Linked DNA regions of Homo sapiens: region 2 is linked to region 1. The links are chromatin loops, found by intact Hi-C in ENCODE. Cell type or tissue: ascending aorta. All regions are shown on one strand. Each heading gives the region's core, and the rest is flanking DNA. Links, peaks and the distances in the headings are about the cores only.

What was found. Peaks named below come from ENCODE experiments on the same cell type or tissue, not always from the same donor. Only the 100,000 strongest peaks of a DNase experiment are listed, where the experiment ranks them.
Region 2: it touches region 1 in a loop (4-fold over the local background); 4 of 110 quality-filtered maps call a loop at or near these places.

What each region holds. Positions count from the first base shown.
Region 1 is chr7:75,757,667-75,766,886 of GRCh38, forward strand. No RefSeq gene overlaps it. Among named protein-coding and RNA genes, the nearest start is that of CCL26, 9.9 kb to the right of the region's middle. In ascending aorta, for the core only: a CTCF peak has its summit at 4,982 (motif pointing left); no DNase peak of the experiment used is centred there.
Region 2 is chr7:75,594,389-75,604,783 of GRCh38, forward strand. HIP1 (huntingtin interacting protein 1) reads right to left here. Exons shown (of 31, transcript NM_005338.7): 2 at 4,796-4,859. Among named protein-coding and RNA genes, the nearest start is that of SPDYE5, 110 kb to the left of the region's middle. RefSeq lists enhancers at 543-1,490, 2,405-2,544, 8,536-9,486. In ascending aorta, for the core only: a CTCF peak has its summit at 5,010 (motif pointing right); no DNase peak of the experiment used is centred there; H3K27ac peaks cover 745 bases.

The DNA of each region.
Region 1 (9,220 bases), core at 1-8,000:
GAAACCCCATCTCTACTAAAAATACAAAAATTTGCTGGGTGTGGTGGTGCATGCCTGTAATCCCAGCTACTCGGGAGGCTGAGGCAGGAGAATCGCTTGAACCCTGGGGGCAGAGGTTGCAGTGAGTTGAGATCGCACCACTGCACTCCAGACTGGGTAACAGAGCAAGACTGTCTCAAAAAAAGAGAGAGAGAGAGAGACAGAACAGGAGTCCCCAACCTTTTTGGCACTAGGGACCAGTTTCGTGGAAGACAACTTTTTCACAGTCTTGTGATGGGGGATGGTTTTGGGATGATTCAAGCATATTACATTTATCATTAGATTCTCATAAGGAGCATGCAATCTAGATCCCGCACATGCGCAGTTCACAGTGGGGTTTGCACTCTTATGAGAATCCATTGCTGCCACTGATCCGACAGGGGGCGGAGCTCAGGGAGTAGTGCGAGTGATGGGGAGCAAATATAAATATACATGAAACTTCGCTTGCTCACCTGCCACTCACCTCCTGCTGTGAGGCCCAGTTCCTAACAGGCCACAGATGGACCAGTACTGGTCCATGGCCCAGGGGTTGGGGACCCCTGGCCTAGAGTGTAGAAATCACTCAATCACTGCTCCTTCCTTCCCCCACATTTTAATGTAGTACTATTTTATTATTTTATTTTATTCATCTTTGAGACAGAGTCTTCTCTGTCACCCAGGGATGGAGTGCAATGGCACAATCTCAGCTCAGTGCACCCTCCACCTCCTGGGCTCAAGCAGTCCTCCTGCCTCAGCCTCCCAAGTAGCTGGGACCACAGGCATATGCCACCACACTTAGCTAGTTTTTCTATTTTTTGTAGAGATGGGATTTCACCGTGTTGCCAAGGCTGGTCTCAAACTCCCAGGCTGAAGGGATCTGCCCACCTTAGCCTCCCAAAGTGCTGGGATTACAGGCATAAGGCAATGTGCCTGCCGCTAATGTAGTAGTTTTATATTGCATCATAATAATGTGTTACTCTGTTTATATGTATTGCTAGAATGTGAGTGTCACAAGGCTAGGGACCTGATTCATATTCTCAAATAGCATGCAATCATTCCATGTTTTGCTTTGTTTTGTTTTAGACAGGGTCTATTACCCAGGCTGTAGTGAAGTGGTACAATCATAGCTCACTGCAGCCTCAAACTCTTGAGCTAAAGTGATCCTTCTGCCTTAGCCTCCCAAGTAGCTGGGACTACAAATACCTGCCACCATGCCCAGCTAATGTTTAAAATTGTTTCTAGAAATGGGGTCTCACTATGTTCACCAAGCTGATCTCAAACACCTGGCCTCAATGGATCCTCCCAGCTCAGCCTCCCAAAGTGTTAGGATTACAGGTGTGACCCACCACACCCAGCCAATGCTTCTTTTGCTTTTTTGAGATGGAGTCTCACTCTGTTGCCCAGGCTGGAGTGCAGTGGTGCGATCTTGGTTCACTGTAACCTCTGTCTTCTGGATTCAAGCAATTCTCCTGCCTCAGCCTCCTGAGTAGCTGGGATTACAGGTACCTGCCACCATGACCGGCTAATTTTTGTATTTTTAGTAGAGGTGGAGTTTCACCCATATTGGCCAGGCTGGTCTCAAACTCCTGACCTCAAGTGATCCACCCACTTCAGCCTCCCAAAGTGCCGGGATTACAAGCATAAGCCACCACACCCAGCCAATAGTTCTTAATAAATGTTTGCAGAATAAATAAATCAAGTATTTTTTTGAAATGGAGTTCTGTCACTTGAACTATTTTTTAAATGATTGGATTTAAATAATCATTCGATTTTTTAAAATTCGTAAATTAGAAGAAAAAATTTCCTCATGGAGTTGTAAGAAATGAAAAAAAAAATCTCAGGGGTTGTGCTCTGATTTGAATGTGTCTCCCCAAATTCATGTGTTGGAAACTTGGTCCCCAGTGCAACAGCGTGGGGACGTGGGGCATTCTGGAAGGTGTTTGGGTCTTGTAGGCTTCACTCTCACAAATGGATTACGGTTGCTATAGAGAGGCTTGCAGAAGTGGGTTTGCTCTCATTTTGCCCTTCTGCCTTCTGCCATGTGAGGAAGCAGCAAGAAGGCCCATGCAAGATGCCAGCACCTTGATATTGGACTTCCCAGCCCCTAGAACTATGAGAAATACATTTCTGGTTTGTATATATTACCTAGTCTGTGGCAGTCTGTTGTGGCAGCACAAATGAACTAAGACCATGTGGAAGTACTTTATTAATTTTAAAATTTAAAATTTTGTATATATGCAAGAGATTACTGCAAGCTAAAGAAACCAAGGCCTTCAAGGTTGAAATGACTAAGCTCAAACCTAGACTAACACATGAAATTTTGAGACTTAAAGGTCCAGAGTTGAGGGGCCCCAAGAGTTCCTTCCAGAAGTCTCCCTTGGGACACCAACCACATGGATCTCAAGGGTACTACATCTGCATGCTGCCCTTTGTTGGGCAAATCCTCCGATGAGACCACAGTGTGAAATTAGCTGGATGTGGTGGTGCATGTCTGTAGTCCCTGCTTCTTGGGAGGCTGAGGCACGAGAATTTCTTTGAACCCAGGAGGCCCAGGTTGCAGTGAGCCGTATCATGACACTGCACTCTAGCCTGGGCAACAGAGCAAGATTCTGTCTCAAAAAAAAAAACAAAAAGAAAAGAAAAGAAAAAAGAAAAGAAAGATGCCAGTTGCTGTGCCTCTCACCTGTAATCCCAGCACTTTGAGAGGCCGAGGCAGGCAGATCACTTGAGGCCAGGAGTTTGAGACCAGCCTGACCAACATGGTGAAACCCTGTCTCTCCTAAAAATACAAAAATTAGCCGGGCGTGGTGGTGAGACACCAAGTAGTCTCAACTTCTTGGGAGGCTGAGGCATGAGAATTGCTTGAACCCGGGAGGCAGAGGCTGCAGTAAGCCAAGATCATGCCACTGCACTCCAGTCTGGTAGACAGAGCGAGACTCCGTCTCAAAAAAGAAATTGTTTTTAGATTAAGTGGGTACATGCGAAGGTTCGTTACAAGGGTATATGCATGATGCTGAAGCTTGGGCTTCTATTGATACCATCACCTACATAGTGAACATTGTACCCAATAGGAAGTTTTTCAACCCTTGCCTCCCTCTCTTTCCCTCCCCACTTTTTTAAAATACTGTCTCCAATATCTATTATTCCCATCTTTTTTTTTTTTTTGAGACAGAGTTTCGTTGTTGTCACCCAGGCTGGAGTGCAGTGGCGCAATCTCGGCTCACTGCAACCTCCGCCTCCCAGGTTCAAGCGATTCTCCTGCCTCAGCCTCCCGAGTAGCTGGAATTACAGGCACCTGCCACCACACCCAGCTATTTCTTTTGTATTTTTAGTAGAGACACGTTTCACCATGTTGGCCAGGCTGGTCTCAAACTCCTGACCTCAGGTGATCCATCTGCCCCGGCCTCCCAAAGTGCTAGGTTTACAGGCATGAGCCACCGTGCCCGGCCCTATTCCCATCTTTATAAAAAAATTTTTTGGCCAGGCACAATGGCTCATGCCTGTAATCCCAGCACTCTGGGAGGCCACGGCGGGCAGATCACGAGGTCAAGAGATCGAGACCATCCTGGCCAACATGGCAAAACCCCATCTCTACTAAAAATACAAAAATTAGCTCGGCATGGTGGCACATGACTGTAATCCCAGCTACTCATGAGAATCGCCGAGATCGCGCTACTGCACTCCAGCCTGGTGACAGAGCGAGATTCTGTAAAAAAAAACAAAACAAACAAACAAAAAAAAACAACTTTGTTTGTTTGTTTGTTTGAGATAGGGTATCACTCTGTCACCCAGGCTGGAGTGCAGTGGTAAAATCACAGCTCACTGCAACCTCCACTTCCTGGGCTCAAGCCATCTCCCACATCAGCCTCCCAAGCAGTTGGAACCACAGGTGTGCACCACCACACCCAGCTAATTTTTTGTATTTTTGGTAGAGACGGCATTTCGCCATGTTGCCCAGGTTGCTCTTGAACTCATGAGCTCAAGTCATCCTCCTGCCTCGGCCTCCCAAAGTGCTGGGATTACAGGCGTGAGCCATTGCACCTGGGCTATTGTTCACATCTTTATGTCCCTGTGTGTTCAGTGCTTAGTTCCCACTTGTAAGGGACAGCATGCTATATTTGGTTTTCTGGTTCTGTGTTGATTCACTTAGGATAATGGCCTCCAGCTGCATCCATGTTACTGCAAAGGACATGATTTCATTCTTTTTATGGCTGCATAGTATTCCTTGGTGTATATGTACCCCACTTTCTTTATCCAGTCCACTGTTGATGTGCACCTAGGTTGGGACACTATGAATGTCTTCTTCCTCTTTTTTTTTTTTTTCTTGAGATGGAGTTTCACTCTTGTCATCCAGGCTGGTGTGCAATGGTGCAATCTCAGCTCACTGCAACCTCTGCCTCCTGGGTTCAAGCAATTCTTTTGCCTCAGCCTCCCAAGTAGCTGGGATTACAGGCATGCGCCACCATGCCCGGCTAATTTTTTTGTATTTAGTAAAGACGAGGTGTCACCATACTGGTCAGGCTGCTCTCGAACTCCTGACCTCAGGTGATCTGCCTGCCTCAGCCTCCCAAAGTGCTGGGATTACAAGCGTGAGCCACCGCGCCAGCCACTGTGAATGTCTTCAATTTCTCCCTCCTCATTTCGTGAAACTGAAGCCCAAGGAGATAGTGTCTCCCGTCAAACTCTCAGGTGTGTTATCTTGTAGGGGATCTTAATTGCTTTGTGTGTATTTCATTGCTCTCCAATGAAATGTACCCTCTGAAGATTGAGCTCAGTCTTCCTTCACTTTTGTCTCTTCCCTGCCCGCCTCCCAAAGAGATTGCACATGACTCTAGATTTCAAGTAGATCCTTGGTAAAGACTCACAGAATAGACTTTTCTGTAAATCTGCCAGTTGTCAACAGTGCAGTGGTAGGAAACTTTAAAAGATGGTAGGAGACTGTTCCCATCTGCTGGTAAACTTGTAGAACTACAGCTAGAAGTCCCTCTTCTTTATAGAGCTCTCAACCAGGAATTTGTCTTGCAAGCTTGGATGTCTGGATCTCTTCCCCTAGGTACTCTGCTCTGATTCAGAGTTGAGCCTGGGCAAAGGGTGTCTGGCAGTATTTGTATTTGGTGGCATATTACACAGATGTTTCCCAAGTCTTTCATTTGTGCAAGATAGAATTAATCCCTGAGGCCTGGGTGGTGTGGCTCACATCTGTTATCCCAGCACTTTGGGAGTCTGAGTGAGCACTTTTGGGGCTCACTTGAGGCTAGAAGTTTGAGACCAGCCTGGGCAACATAAGACCTTGTCTCTATAATTTTTTTTTTTTTTTTTGAGACGCAGTCTCACTCCGTCGCCTGGCCTGGAGTGCAGCCGTGTGATCTCAACTCACTGCAACCTCCACCTCCCAGATTCAAGCGATTCTCCCGCCTCAGCCTCCCGAGTAACTGGGATTACAGGCAGGTGCCACCACACCTGGCTAATTTTTGCATTTTTAGTAGAAACGGGTTTCATCATGTTGGCCAGTATGGTCTTGAACCCCTGGCCTCAAGTGATCTGCCAGCTTCCACCTCCCAAAGTGCTGGGATTATAGGGATGAGCCACTGGGCCCGGCCCCAAAAATTTTTTTTGTAATTATAATAATACTTAAAAAAAAAAAAAAAAAACAGGCTCTCGCTCTGTCACCCAGCTTGGAGTGCAGTGGTGCAATCTCTGCTGATTGCACCCTCCAACTTCCCGGGCTCAGATGATCCTCGCACTTCAGCCTCCCAAAGTGCTAGGATTACAGGTGTGATCCACTGCACCAGGCTTCATAATACTAATTTATTATTATTATTATTTGAGACAGAGTCTCATTCTGTCACCCTGGCTGGAGTGCAGTGGTACAATCTCAGCTCACTGAAACCTCCAACTTCCTGGTTCAAGCAATTCTCTTGCCTCAGCCTCCCGAGTAGCTGGGATTACAGGGACGTGCCACCATGCCCAGCTAATTTTTGTATTTTTAGTAGAGACAGGGTTTCACCATATTGGCCAGGCTGGTCTCGAACTCCTGACCTCGTGATCTGCCCACCTTGGCCTCCCAAAGTGCTGGGATTACAGGCATGAGCCACCACGCTCGGCCAATAATATTTTTTTTAACTAAAAAAATGAATTAATCCCCAAACGCAGGAGGCTTCAGTCTGGTAGCAGAGCTAAGAACATCAATCACCATATTACAATTGTATAAAAGCGCTGTACACGGGAAACAAAAGGTGCCAGAGGCCAGAGACAGCCACTGCTGTTTGGGGACATGACAAAAATCACCGAGGCCTTCTGAAAAACGTGACCCTGACATTCTTTTCTTTTTTCTTTTTTTTTTTTTTTGAGATGGAGCCTCTCTCTGTTGCCCAGGCTAGAGTGCAGTGGTGCGATCTCGGCTCACTGCAACCTCTGCCTCCCAGGTTCAAACAATTCTCCTGTCTCAGCCTCCTAAGTAGCTGGGACTACAGGTGCTCGCTACCATACCCAGATAATTTTTGTATTTTTAGTAGAGGCAGGATTTCACCCCATCAGGCTGGTCTCGAACTCCTGACCTCAGGTGATCCCCCTGCCTTGGCCTCCCAAAGTGCTGGGATTACAGGCATGAGCCACCGTGCCTGGCCATAACCTTGACATTCTTATCAAAAGGAAGAGGCATTTTGCCCTTTTATGTCTAGTTTGGCAAGCAGAATTTTGTTTTATTTATTATTATTATTATTTTTTGAGATGGAGTTTCATTCTTGTTGCCCAGTCTGGAGTGCAATGGCACGATCTCGGCTCACTGCCACCACTGCCTCTTGGGTTCAAGTGATTCTCATGCCTCAGCCTCCCAAGTAGCTGGGATTATAGTTGCCTGCCACGAAGCCTGGCTAATTTTTTGTATTTTTAGTAGAGATGGGGTTTCACCATGTTGGCCAGGCTGGTCTCGAACTCCTGACTTTAAGTGATCCGCCCTCCTCGGCCTCCCAAAGTGCTGAGATTACAGGCGTGAGCCACCACTCCTGGCCCCTTACAATTAATTATATTCTACAGCCTGCAGAATCTGGAACTCTGGTGGTCCACTCTGTCCTTGTACACAGCAGGCAGGAAGTCCTGGAGAATTAATACTCACCCCTGCCCCACCACATCAACCATCAGCCAATGACTGCCTGGAGTTGGTGTATAAATACCCTTGCTCGGCCGGGCGCCGTGGCTCACGCCTGTAATCCCAGCACTTTGGGAGGCAGAGGCGGGCGGATCATGAGGTCAGGAGATTGAGACCATCCTGGCTAACACAGTGAAACCCCGCCTCTACTAAAAATACAAAAAATTAGCCAGGAGTGGTGGCGGGCGCCTGTAGTCCCAGCTACTTGGGAGGCTGAGGCAGGAGAATGGCGTGAACCCGGAAGGCGGAGCTTGCAGTGAGCCAAGATCGCGCCACTGCACTCCAGCCTGGGCGACAGAGCGAGACTCCGTCTCAAAAAAAAAAAAAAAAAAAATACCCTTGCTCCCTGGCCCCGTGGGTGGGGCTAACTCTGAGACGTGGGTTATACATCATTGCCCAGAGCTCCTCAACACCGTTAAGCACTGTAGGCCACATTGATGCCTCGCTTGATAATACACACTTATTGGAGGCTTTCCCTTTTCTGTCTCACGTCCCCACGCCCTAGTGGTGTCTCCTGAGATCACCTTCAAAACATTACATGCAAATTATTATCTTAAGGTTTATTTCTGGGGAAACAACATCTAAAACATCATCCAAGACCTGAGATAAAAAATTAAGAAGATTGGACTTTGAGCAGTAAGTGCTTCCTAAATGCCAAGTACTAACAGCCAATAGCTGTCATGAATGATTTTGTATTTTTACAATGTAAATGTAAATAAGAATCGCTTGAACCTAGGAGGCAGAGGTTGCAGTGAGCTGAGATGGTGCCACTGCACTCCAGCCTGGGCAACAGAATGAGACTACATCTTAAAAAAAAAAAAAAACCGGGTCCGGTGGCTCATGCCTACAATCTCAGCACTTTGGTTTGGGAGGCCAAGGCGGGTGGATCACCTGAGGTCAGGAGTTTGAGACCAGCATGACCAACGCGGTGAAATCCCGTCTCTACTAAAAATACAAAAATTAGCTGGGTGTGGTGGCGGGCGCCTGTAATCCCAGCTACTCAGGAGGCTGAGGCAGGGGAATAGTTTGAGCCCGGGAGACAGAGGTTGCAGTGAGCTGAGACTGAGCCACTGCACTCTAGCCTGGGCAACAGAGCAAGACTCTGTCTCAAAAAAAAAAAAAAAAAAAAAAAAAAGCACAAAGAAGCCTTAATAGACATTTCTCAAAGACATACAAATGACCACCAGGTACATTAAAAAAAAAATGCTCGATATCACTAATCACTAGAGAAATGCAAATCAAAACCACAGTGAGATATATCACTTCACACCATTAGAATGGCTATTTATCAAAAAGACAAGTGAAGCCTGGGCAACATGGCAAAACCTCATCTCTACCAAAAAAAAAAAAAAAAAAAAAACACCAAAAATACAGAAACTAGCCAGACATGGTGACACACACCTGTAGTCCCAGCTACTCAGGAAGCTGAGGTGGGAGGATCGCTTGAGCCCAGGAGGTCAAGGCTGCAGTGAGCTATGATCGTGCCACTGCCCTCCAGCCTGGGTGACAGAGTGAGACCATGTCTCAATTAGAACAACACATTTAAAAAGGACAAATGATAAGTGTTGATGAGATGTGGAGACAAGGGAACCCTCGACTCTGTTGGTGGGAATGTAAATTGGTTCAGTCATTATGGAAAACAGCAGGGAGTTTCTTCAGAAAGTTCAAATAGGCAATAGGATTGCCAGTACATCCCAGCAACCTCACTTCTGGGTACCTATCCAAGGTAATTGAAATAAACATGTCGCCGGCCATGGTGGCTCATGCCTGTAATCCCAGCACTTTGGGAGGCCGAGGTAGGCAGATCACCTGAGGCCAGGAGTTCAAGACCAGCCTGGGCAGTATGGTGAAACCCTGTCTCTACTAAAAATAAAAAAATTATCCAGGTGTGGTGGTGCACACCTGTAGTCCCAGCTACTTGGGAGGCTGAGGCAGGAGAATCACTTGAACCTGGGAGGCAGAGGTCCTGGGAGGCGGAGGTTGCAGTGAGCTGAGATTGCACCACTGCACTCCAGCCTGGGTGAGAGAGAGAGACTCTTGTCTCAAAAAAAAAAA
Region 2 (10,395 bases), core at 1,303-9,302, 160 kb before region 1:
TTCCCCATATATGGGATCCTGGAACCACTTCTCCCCAGGCCTGATTCCAAACACACCCACCCTCTGCAGATAGTTGTCAGTTTGCATGTAATAAATGTCCATCAGGGTTGGGCGTGGTGGCTCACGGCTGTAATCACAGGACTCTGGGAGGCCGAGGTGGGCAGATCACGAGGTCAGGAGATCAAGACCAGCCTGGCCAACATGGTGAAACCCCGTCTCTACTAAAAGTACAAAAATTAGCCGGGCATGGTGGTGCATGCCTGTAATCCCACCTACTCGGGAGGCTGAGGCAGGAGAATCACTTGAACCTGGGAGATGGAGGTTGCAGTGAGCCAAGATTGCACCACTGCACTCCAGCCTGGGCGACAGAGCGAGACTCCATCTCAAAAATAAACAAATGTCCCTCTGGCCTCACATGATTTTAAGTTCGGCTATTCCAGATCTCTGTCATTAGTGAGCTCTTTTTGGAGTGAGGAGAGAATTTCCACTTTTGTAATTGTGTGCTTCAACAAGATTCACAGACCCAGTAACTGGGCACTGTCAGTTGTTAGGACAACTCTGTGCCCGGAACTTTAGGCTTTACTCAGCAAGGCTAGGTCGCAAGTGCACTGTCATTTAGGGCAGAAGGACTCATCTCAGGTAGGAAACTAAATGACTCACCCAGAGCACATGTTATTTTGCTTCTGAACTGGAAGATACCATAAAGCTCCTTTCCTCGATGACATCTTCATTTAGAGAGGGGTGGGCTTAAACAGATGTTTGGGTCTGGAAGCTAAAATCAGCTTTTGGTGTAGGAGTCCTTTCTTTCTTTCTTTCTTTCTTTCTTTCTTTCTTTCTTTCTTTCTTTCTTTCTTTCTTTCTTTCTTCCTTCCTTCCTTCCTTCCTTCCTTCCTTCCTTTCTTTCTTTCTCTCTCTCCCTTCCTTCCTTCCCTCCCTCTCTCTCTCGTTCGTTCTTTCTTTCTATTTTTTTTTTAGACAGGGTCTCGCTCTGTTGCCCAGGCTGGAGTGCAGTGGCACAATCTTGGCTCACTGCAACCTCCACCTCCCAGGTTCAAGTGATTCTCGTGCCTCAGCCTCCCAAGTAGCTGGGATCACAGGCACCCGCCACCATGCCCGGCTAATTTTTGTTTTTTTTAGTAGAGACGGGGTTTCACCATGATGCTCAGGCTGGTCTCGAACTCCTGGCCTCAAGAGATCCACCCACCTTGGCCTCCCAAAGTTCTGGGATTACAGGTGTGAGCCACTGTGCCTGGCCTTGGTGTAGGAGCGATTTCTGAAATAATTCAGAAATAATGCCTTTCTGGCATTCTTTCACATATAAGCATTTTTATGCCCCAAGTATGTGTCAAAGCCTGTAAAATCCATTCAGGGAGAAAAAAAAGAAAATAAGAAAAATAAGACTCAGTCCCCAGCCCTCCAGGAGTGAATACCAAGGTGGCGGGCCAACCTGTTCACCATTTAGGCATCTGTGATAAATGTGTAAGCAGCATTTCTGAAGTCAGACTTCCTAATGCTTATTCAGTTTGTATCTAAGGCAGCTGATAAAAGACCTGATAATAGATAAATGCGCTGGGCATGGTGGCTCACGCCTGTAATTGCAGCACTTTGGGAGGCCCAGCGGGAGGACTGCTTGAGCCTAGCTAGGAGTTCAAGACCAGCCTGGGCCACAGTGAGACCCCATCTCTATAAAAAATTAGCCAGGCATGATGGCATGTGCCTATAGTCCCAGCTACTCAGGAGGCTGAGGTGGGAGGATCACTTGAGCCTAAAAGTTGGAGGCTGCAGTGAGCCTCCAACTGATTGTGTCACTGCACTCCAGCCTGGGTGACAGTGCATGACCCTGCCTCAAAAAAAAAAAAAAAAAAAAAAGCTTTGGGATATCTTTAATTAGGCATTTCAAACCCTACTGTATGGAGTTGATTTTTCAACATTTATTCACCATTTAGAAATTATGAATCAGAGACTCATAGAATGTTAGGGCTGGACTGTTAAATCTTTGAAATCTTTTTCTTTTTGAAACAGAGTTTTGCTCTTGTTGCCCAGGCTGGAGTACAGTGGTACGATCTCGGCTCACTGCAACCTCTGCCTCCCAGGTTCAAGTGATTCTCCTGCCACAGCCTCCCAAGTAGCTGGGATTACAGGTACCTGCCACCACACCTGGCTAATTTTTGTTTTTTCAGTAGGACGGGGTTTTACCATGTTGGCCAGGCTGGTCTCGAACTCCTGACCTCAGGTCATCCATCCGCCTCCACCTTCCAAAGTGCTGGGATTATAGGCATGAGCCACCACACCTGGCCTGAAATCTTCTTTGTCCAACCTTTGATTGAACAGAAAGTGACCTAAGACTCATGGAGGCCCCACTCAAGGTCCCAGAGTGAGCCCGAGAGTTCCAGTGGCAGAATGTCAGAATCTCCTTGCAGGGCCCCTTCCCTCCTCCCAGGGAGCCTCCCGGCAGCATGTGACCTGACCCTGCCGCTGCAGGCCTGGCCTCTCTGCACCCATGTCTTGTCCTGAACAGCACACTGCCTGATGATAACTGTCTCTCCCTTACTCATATCTTTTATCAGATTGATCACAAATTATTCGTAGGTAAGGGTCAGGGCTGAGTCATTTCCTCTGAGAAAATCCACTGGGCCGTTTAAAATAAAGGCTTTTCTTGGTTTGCTTTGAATCATCGCAAGGGTACCAAACGTGATGCAGGAAACCAAGGGGCCTGTGTCTTTCTGGGGAAAAAAAGAGCAAGATCTAGCTAGGCTCGCACAGGGCTGGACTTCTGGGTTACCCCAGAGAGGTTCTGCAGCCGCCATCCTAATTCCAGCCAAAGCATCTTCCCACTAAAGGCAAGCTGCTTTCCCTCTAGCAAACAGCAGTTCATATATCACACTAAGCAATGCTGGGCTTCTCTGGCTATCTAACCTGGAGGGTCGCCTCTAGGGGTTGAGGCTAGAAGGCTTCGGGACAAGCTGCTCTGGCTTGCCTGGCTGTGACACAGTAACCAAGAGCCCAGGTGAGGAGAAGCTTCCCACTGCAGACAGAAGTCCAGCCTCTGAGGCTGGGTGCGGCCTCCGAAGTTGGGCGCGGTGGCTCATGCCTGTAATTCCAGCACTTTGGGAGGCCAAGGCAGGAGGATTGCTTGAGCTCAGGAGTTTGAAACCAGCCTGAGCAACATGGCAAAACCCCGTCTCTACTAAAAATACAAAAATTAGCTAGGGGTAGTGATACACACCTGTGGTCCCAGCTACTTGGGAGGTTGAGGCAGGTGGATCTCTTGAGCCTGGAAGGCGGAGGTTGCGGTGAGCTGAGATCATGCCACTGCACTCCAGCCTAGGCGACAGAGCAAGACTCTGTCTCAAAAAAAAAAAAAAAAAAGTCCCAACTCTGCTTGCCCGGAACTCCACCTTGCTCTGGCCCAGCACACAGAGAGTTAAAAGCTTAGCCACCCCCCTGGCAGACTCTCTCCTTCAGCCTTTGGGGATTAAGCGCTCCAGTTCCTGGATTCTGCAACTCAAAGGCAGATTCCTAGGGATTCATCAGCCAGCATGGTCCTGCACCTCTCTACAAAGCCACAGGCTGCTCCTGGGTGTGGTGGGCTTACAGAGGGCTTTCAAGTCACCCATTCCCTAATCCACTTCAAGGCTCTTGTCTTCTTCCCCCTGGCATAGGTTGAACCTGTTCACGAAGGTAGAGAGCCCCTGCCTCAGTTTAAGGCCAACCAACCTCTGAAGCTAAGACTTTCTTTTTTTCGGCCAGGCATGGTGGCTCATGCCTGTGATCTCAGCACTTTAGGAGGCTGAGGCCAGGCGTTCAAGGCCAGCCTGGCCAACATGGCAAAACCCCGGTCCTACTAAAATTACAAAAATTAGCCGGGTGTGGTGGCACACGCCTGTCATCCCAGCTACTTGGGAAGCTGAGGCACAAGAATCGCTTGAATCCAGGAGGCAGAGGTTACAGTGAGCCGAGAACATGCCACTGCCCTCCAGCCTGGGCAACAGAGTGGGACTCTGTCTCAAAAAAGAAAAAAAAAAAAAACTCTCTTTTTCTTTTTTTTTTGCTTTCATGCTCAGAAAAGGAGATAACTATTGATTATGCAACCCCCAGGGGAGTGGTCCCTGTGTTCCTGTAAAGGCAAAGAAAGGACCTGGAGGGCTTTGAATATAGGTGAAGATCCCTCCTGACCCCCAGGAGGTCTCTCAAAGGAAAGTAACTTTCAAGTGACTATGAGGTTCTACAAAGCTTGAGTCGGCCAGGTGCAGTGGCTCTCCCCTGTAATTCCAGCACTTTGGGGTTACAGAGGAGGGAGGATTGCTTGAGGCCAGCTTGGGCAATGAGCAATACCCCATCTCTAAAAATCATAAAATAAATTAGCCAGGCATAGTGGTGCACACCTGTAGTCCCAGCTACTCGGGAGGCTGAGACGAGAGGATTGCGTGAACCCAGGAGTTTGAGGCTGCAGTGAGCTATGATCACGCCATTGCACTCCAGCCTGGGCAACACGGCAAGACCCCTTTTGGAAAAAGAAAAAAAGGAGTGCTTAAGTCCTTAAGGAAAGGAGCAGGATCTTTGGCAAGTTGAAAGGCCTGGGCTCCACAGCCTTTTTGGTGTCTGCCACCCTGAAGGTCTGTGGTCTCTGCAGCCAGCCCTCTCTGAGAAGCTGCCGTCATCAGAAGCTGCAGGGACCTGGCCTGTGCAGGGTTGCCCCTTCCTGGAGCTGAGCAAGGCAGCCTGGCCCTGACCTCAGTCCCCATGAGCTGACCTCCCTCAGGGTCGGTCTTCCAAGCAACATCCAAAAGGATATTTCTGGCGTGTTTTTCCTTTACAGCCACTTCCTGCGTATTAATGGCCTTATTGATGCTGACAGTCTGAAAAACAAGAAGGGGGGAGGGAAAGGAGGATGAGATGAATAAGCCTCTGAGAGTGGCTGAGACCCTCCCAGATGCCCGCCCCTTTCTCCTCCTCCAGCCAACCTCCCCCAGCCCCACGGGTGGTCGGTTCCTCTGCAGGCGCCCAGCTGGGGGCAGAGGTGGGCAGCGCTCCCAGGAGCCAGCTGGCTGGGCCGTCCTGAGGGAGTGGGCACCACTGCCTGGCATTGGCTGTGCCCAGCTGCTGCTCCCGCCTGCCACTCACTCCCTTGGCACAACAACATGGCAATTAAAGCCCGCACAAAGAGATGCTTTTCATCCCCCAGGGAAACATTATTTCTCCCGGAGCAGGAGGAAGAGGCGCAGAGATCAGGGAGCGACCGTGGCCCAAGAGCATCCAGCTGCCCCTCTCTCCCCTCCAAACCTTCCACAGAGCCTTCTCCGGCTGGCCAGCACCGGCGGTGGTCACTAAGTCTTTGTTTTCCCACACTCTTGGGCATTTTCCAACTTCTAAGCAAATTCCCTTGTACTTCCTTAATGACATCAAGGGACATTAAACATTCCCTCTCAATCGTTTTTAAAATCGTTAACTTTTTTTTTTTTTTTTTTGAGGAGTCTCGCTCTGTCACCCAGGCTGGAGTGCAGTGGCCCGATCTTGGCTCACTGCAACCTCTGCCTCCCGGGTTCAAGCGATTCTCCCGCCTCAGCCTCCCGAGTAGCTGGGCCTACAGGCACCCGCCATCAAACCCGGCTAATTTTTGTATTTTTAGTAGAGACGTGGTTTCACCATGTTGGTTGGCCAGGCTGGTCTCGAGATCCTGACCTCAGGTGATTTGCGAACCCCAAAGTTCTGGGATTACAGGCCTTGTTTTTTTCTCTTTTGAGCGGAGTCTTACTCTGTCGCCCAGGCTAGAGTGCAGTGGTGTGATCGTGGCTCACTGCAACCCCTGCCTCCTGTGTTAAAGCAATTCTCCTGCCTCAGCCTCCCGAGTAGCTGGGATTACAGGTGTGCACTACCATGCCCAACTAATTTTTGTATTTTTAGTACAGACGGGGTTTCGCCATGTTGGCCAGGCTGGTCTCGAACTTCTGACCTCAAATGATCCTCCCACCTCTGCCTCCCAAAGTGCTGAGATTACAGGCGTGAGCCACTGTGCCCGGCCAAATCATAACTCTTTTTAATTTTGCAAAGTGCATATACATAGGAGTACCATTTGCACAAACACAGAAAAGGGATTATATCATGTAGGCTGTTTTCTTAGGTACAGATTTTCTCCTTTTTCTGTTTTGATGTCATTCTATCCCTATAACCCATGTTAAAAACCTGTTATGTATCACATACATACACCCACACATACACATAAATACCTACATACTGAAGAGGTTAATTTTGCCATTGTTCTACAAAAATTAGATTGTCATATATAGACTTCTCTACATCTTGGTTTTCTTGAATGTATCTCCCGGAAAATTCTGCAAAGGGGCTGAAAAAACTCTAGTTTTTATTATTATTATTATTATTTTTCGTCCTGAGACAGGGTCTTTTTCTGTCCCCTAAGCTGATGTGCAGTGGCACAATCATGGCTCACCACAGCCTCCAACTCCTGGGCTCTAGCGATTCTCCTGCCTCAGCCTCCTGAGTAGCTGGGATTACTGGCGAATGACACCATGCTCAGTTATTTTCATTTTTGGTAGAGACGGGGTCTCACTATGTTGCCCAGGCTGGTCTCAAACTCCTGGCTTCAAGTGATCCTCCCACCTCAGCCTCCCAAAACACTGGGATTACAGGCATGAGCCACTGTCCCCAGCCAGGAATTACCTTTAAACTTTTAGGTGTGATAAATATGTTGTGGTTAATTTTTAAAGAGTTTGTTTTTTTTTTAAACAGGTTCATTCTGAAATATTTACTGGCAAGATGATACAATGTCTAAGATTTACTTCAAATAATCTGGAGAATAAAAAGTCTGGTGGTTGATGGTATAGACCCACGGATCAGCAAACTACAGTTACAAGCCACAACCAGACCAGACTAACACCTGGTTTTGAAAATAAAGCTTATGGCCGGGCACAGTGGCTCATGCCTGTAATCCCAGCACTTTGGGAGGCCAAGGTGGGTGGATCACCTGAGGTCAGGAGTTTGAGACCAGCCTGGCCAACATGGTGAAACCCCATCTCTACTAAAAATACAAAAATTAGCTGGGCGTGGTGACGGGCGCCTGTAATCCCAGCTACTTGCTACTCGGGAGGCTGAGGCAGGAGAATTGCTTGAACCTGGGAGGCAGAGGTTGCAGTGAGCCGAGATTCCACAATTGCACTCCAGCCTGGCTGAGAGAGCTCTCAGCGACAACAAAACTCTCAACAACAACAACAAAAAAAAAAAGAAAAAGAAAGAAAGAAAGAAAAGAAATCTTATTAGAATTCACCCACTCTCATGCATTTACGTATTCATTTAATATCAGCTGAGGCTGCTTCTGCATTACAAAGGCAGAGTTGAATGGTTGCGATGGAGACCATGCGGCCTGCAAAGCCTAAAATATTTACTAACTGGCTCTTTGCAGAAAATGCTGACCCCTTGTCCATAGGATATATGTTTGGCCACAAGTTCCTTGTTGATGCTGGGGCTATACCAGGGCTTCTTGGACTAGTCTTCATATTTGTATACGTTTGAACTTTTCTATAATGAAAGGTTAAAAAAAAAAACTTTGACCCAGTAATCTCACTCCTAGGAATCTATCCTTTGGAAATAAAAACTTTTTTTTTTTTTTTCTGTTTAGACAGAGTCTCACTCTGTTGCCCAGGCTGGAGTGCAGTGGCATGATCTCAGCTCACTGCAAACTCCGCCTCCTGGGTTCAAGCGATTCTCCTGCCTCAGCCTCCCAAGTAGCTGGGACTACAGGCGCATGCCACCATGCCTGGCTAATTTTTATATTTTTAGTAGAGACAGGGTTTCGCTATGTTGACCATCCTGGTCTCGAACTCCTGACCTCAAGTGATCCACCCGCCTCGGCCTCACAAAGTGCTGGGATTACAGGCGTGAGCCACAGCACCTGGCCAGCTTTTTTTTTTTTTTTTTTTTTTTTTTTTTCAAAAGAGATAGGGTTTCGCTGTCTTGCTATGTTGCCCAGGCTGGCGGGACTTGAACACTTGGATTCCAGTGATCCTCCTACCTCAGCCTCTCAAGTAGCTGGGACTATAGCTGCACACTGCCACATCCAGCTGCTGTTTTTCTAAATTCTCAGATATGCTCTTTTTTTTTTTTTTTTTTTTTTTTTTTGAGACGGAGTCTCGCTCTGTCACCAGGCTGGAGTGCAGTGGCGTGACCTCGGCTCACTGCAACCTCTGCCTCCTGAGTTCAAGCGATTCTCTCACCTCAGCCTCCCGAGTAGCTGGGACTACAGGCGCCTGCCACCACGCCCAGCTAATGAATATGTTCTTAAATTCATATCTCCTTATATATTTTCTTCTCCTGACCAGACTTGATTTTTAAACAGTATAACCTCTGTTGTAAGTTGAATTGTATACCCCCGCCCCACAAAAATATATAATCACGCCCAACCCCCCCCACCCCGTACCTATGAATATGATCTTATTTACAAATAGGGCATTTGCAGATGTAATTAGTTAAGATGAGGTCACACTGGAGTAGGGTCATATTATGGAATGTAATATGACTGGTGATCCTCGAAGAAGATGTAGGGATCCAGAGACACACAGGGAGGATGCTGCATGAAATGAGACAGAGATGAGTGATGAGTCTACAAGCCAAGGAATGCCAAGGACAGCCAGCGGCCACGAGAAGCTAGAAAGAATCCTTCCCGGCCGGGCGCAGTGACTCACACCTGTCATCCCAGCACTTTGAGAGGCAGAGGCGGGAGGATCACCTGAGGTCAGGAGTTCAAGACCAGCCTGGCCAACACAGCGAAACCGTGTCTCTACTAAAAAATACAAAAATTAGCTGGGTGTGGTGGTGTGTGCCTGTAGTCCTAGCTATTAGGGAGGTTGAGGCAGGTGGATTGCTTAAGCCCAGGAGGTTGAGAGTGCAGTAAGCAGTAATCACGCCACTGCACTCCAGCCTGGGTGACAGAGCGAGACTCTCAAAAAAAAAAAAAAAAATGGAGCCTTTCCTAGAGCTTTCAGAGACAGTATTGCCCTACCTTGCAAGACGGTGAGAGAATGCAGCCACCCAATTAGTGGGAATTTGTTGACAGCCCCAGGAAACTAATTACAGGGTCCTTTCCCCATCAGATGGGGTCCTCTGGGAGGACAAGAATGACATGCGATGCTTCCCCTACAGCACATGATTTGGGGCTCTCCTGAGCACAGTCGTTGGCTCTGCAGGGTGAGCGTAAGAGCAGTCAGGAAGGAATCTCTGGCCAGCACTTTGGGAAGCTGAGGTGGGAGGATCGCTTAAGGCCAGGATTTTGAGATCAGCCCGGACAACATGGTGAAACCCTGTCTCTACAAAAAATACAAAAATTAGCCAGGTGTGGTGGTGCACAACTGTAGTCCCAGCTACTAGGGAGGTTGAGGTGGGAGGATCGCTTAAGCCCAGCAGGCAGAGGTTGCAGTGAGCCGTGATCGCCCCCACTGCATTCCAGCCTGGGCAACAGAGCAAAAACCCTGTCTCAAAAAAAAGGAAAAAAAAAAAGATGCAAGTAAGAAGTGAAAAGTTCATTCCCCTAAACCTCTCCATGAAGCAGTACTTCTCTCCTATGGAGACGCAGTGCTTACAGCTTCCTCTTAGCACGTCCTTCCCTGGACCTTAGTCCTCAGTGACAGAACTGTCCCAAGCACTGTCTTCCCTGTACATTTCCTCAAGTGCATTACAGCCGTTTAAACTATGTTCTTCCCCTGGCACCATAGGCCAGGGGCACCATGACATAGGCTGGGGCACCATGACAATGGCAAAATTCTGGCTGCAGACAGACCCCTGGGCAAAGTCTCCATACTTCCGGAGCCCATCAAGGTTGTCTGCAGTCAGAAAGGACTTACAAGGCATATAAACACATAGAAGGACAAGAAACCCAAATCTGTAAGATGCTGACCTGGACATGGTTAAGTTCCAGGGGGTTTGGGAAGGCCTGTAAGGAATATGGGCCGTGAGGAAGAGGACCACACCAGGTAGTTGGAAATGCTAGAAATGGGGCTGGATGTGGTGGCTCATGCCTGTAATCCCAGTACCTTAGGAGACTCAGGTGGGAAGATCACTTCAGGACAGGAGTTCAAGACCAGCCTGGGCAACATAGTGAGACCTCATCCCTACAAAATATTAGCTGGGTATGGTGGCATGCGCCTGTATTCCCAGCTACTCTGGAGACTGAGGTGGGAGGATTACTTGAGCGATCCAGGCATTGGAGGCTGCAGTGAGCTGAGATTGCATCACTATGCTCGTCTGAATGACAGAGCAAGACCTTGTCTTAGAAAAGAAGGAAGAAGGAAGGAAGGAAGGAAGGGAGGGAGGGAGGGAAGAAAAATGGTAGAAACTGCTTCAGGGCCTCTAGGGAGGACCCATGATGGGTGAGATTTAGATTTACCC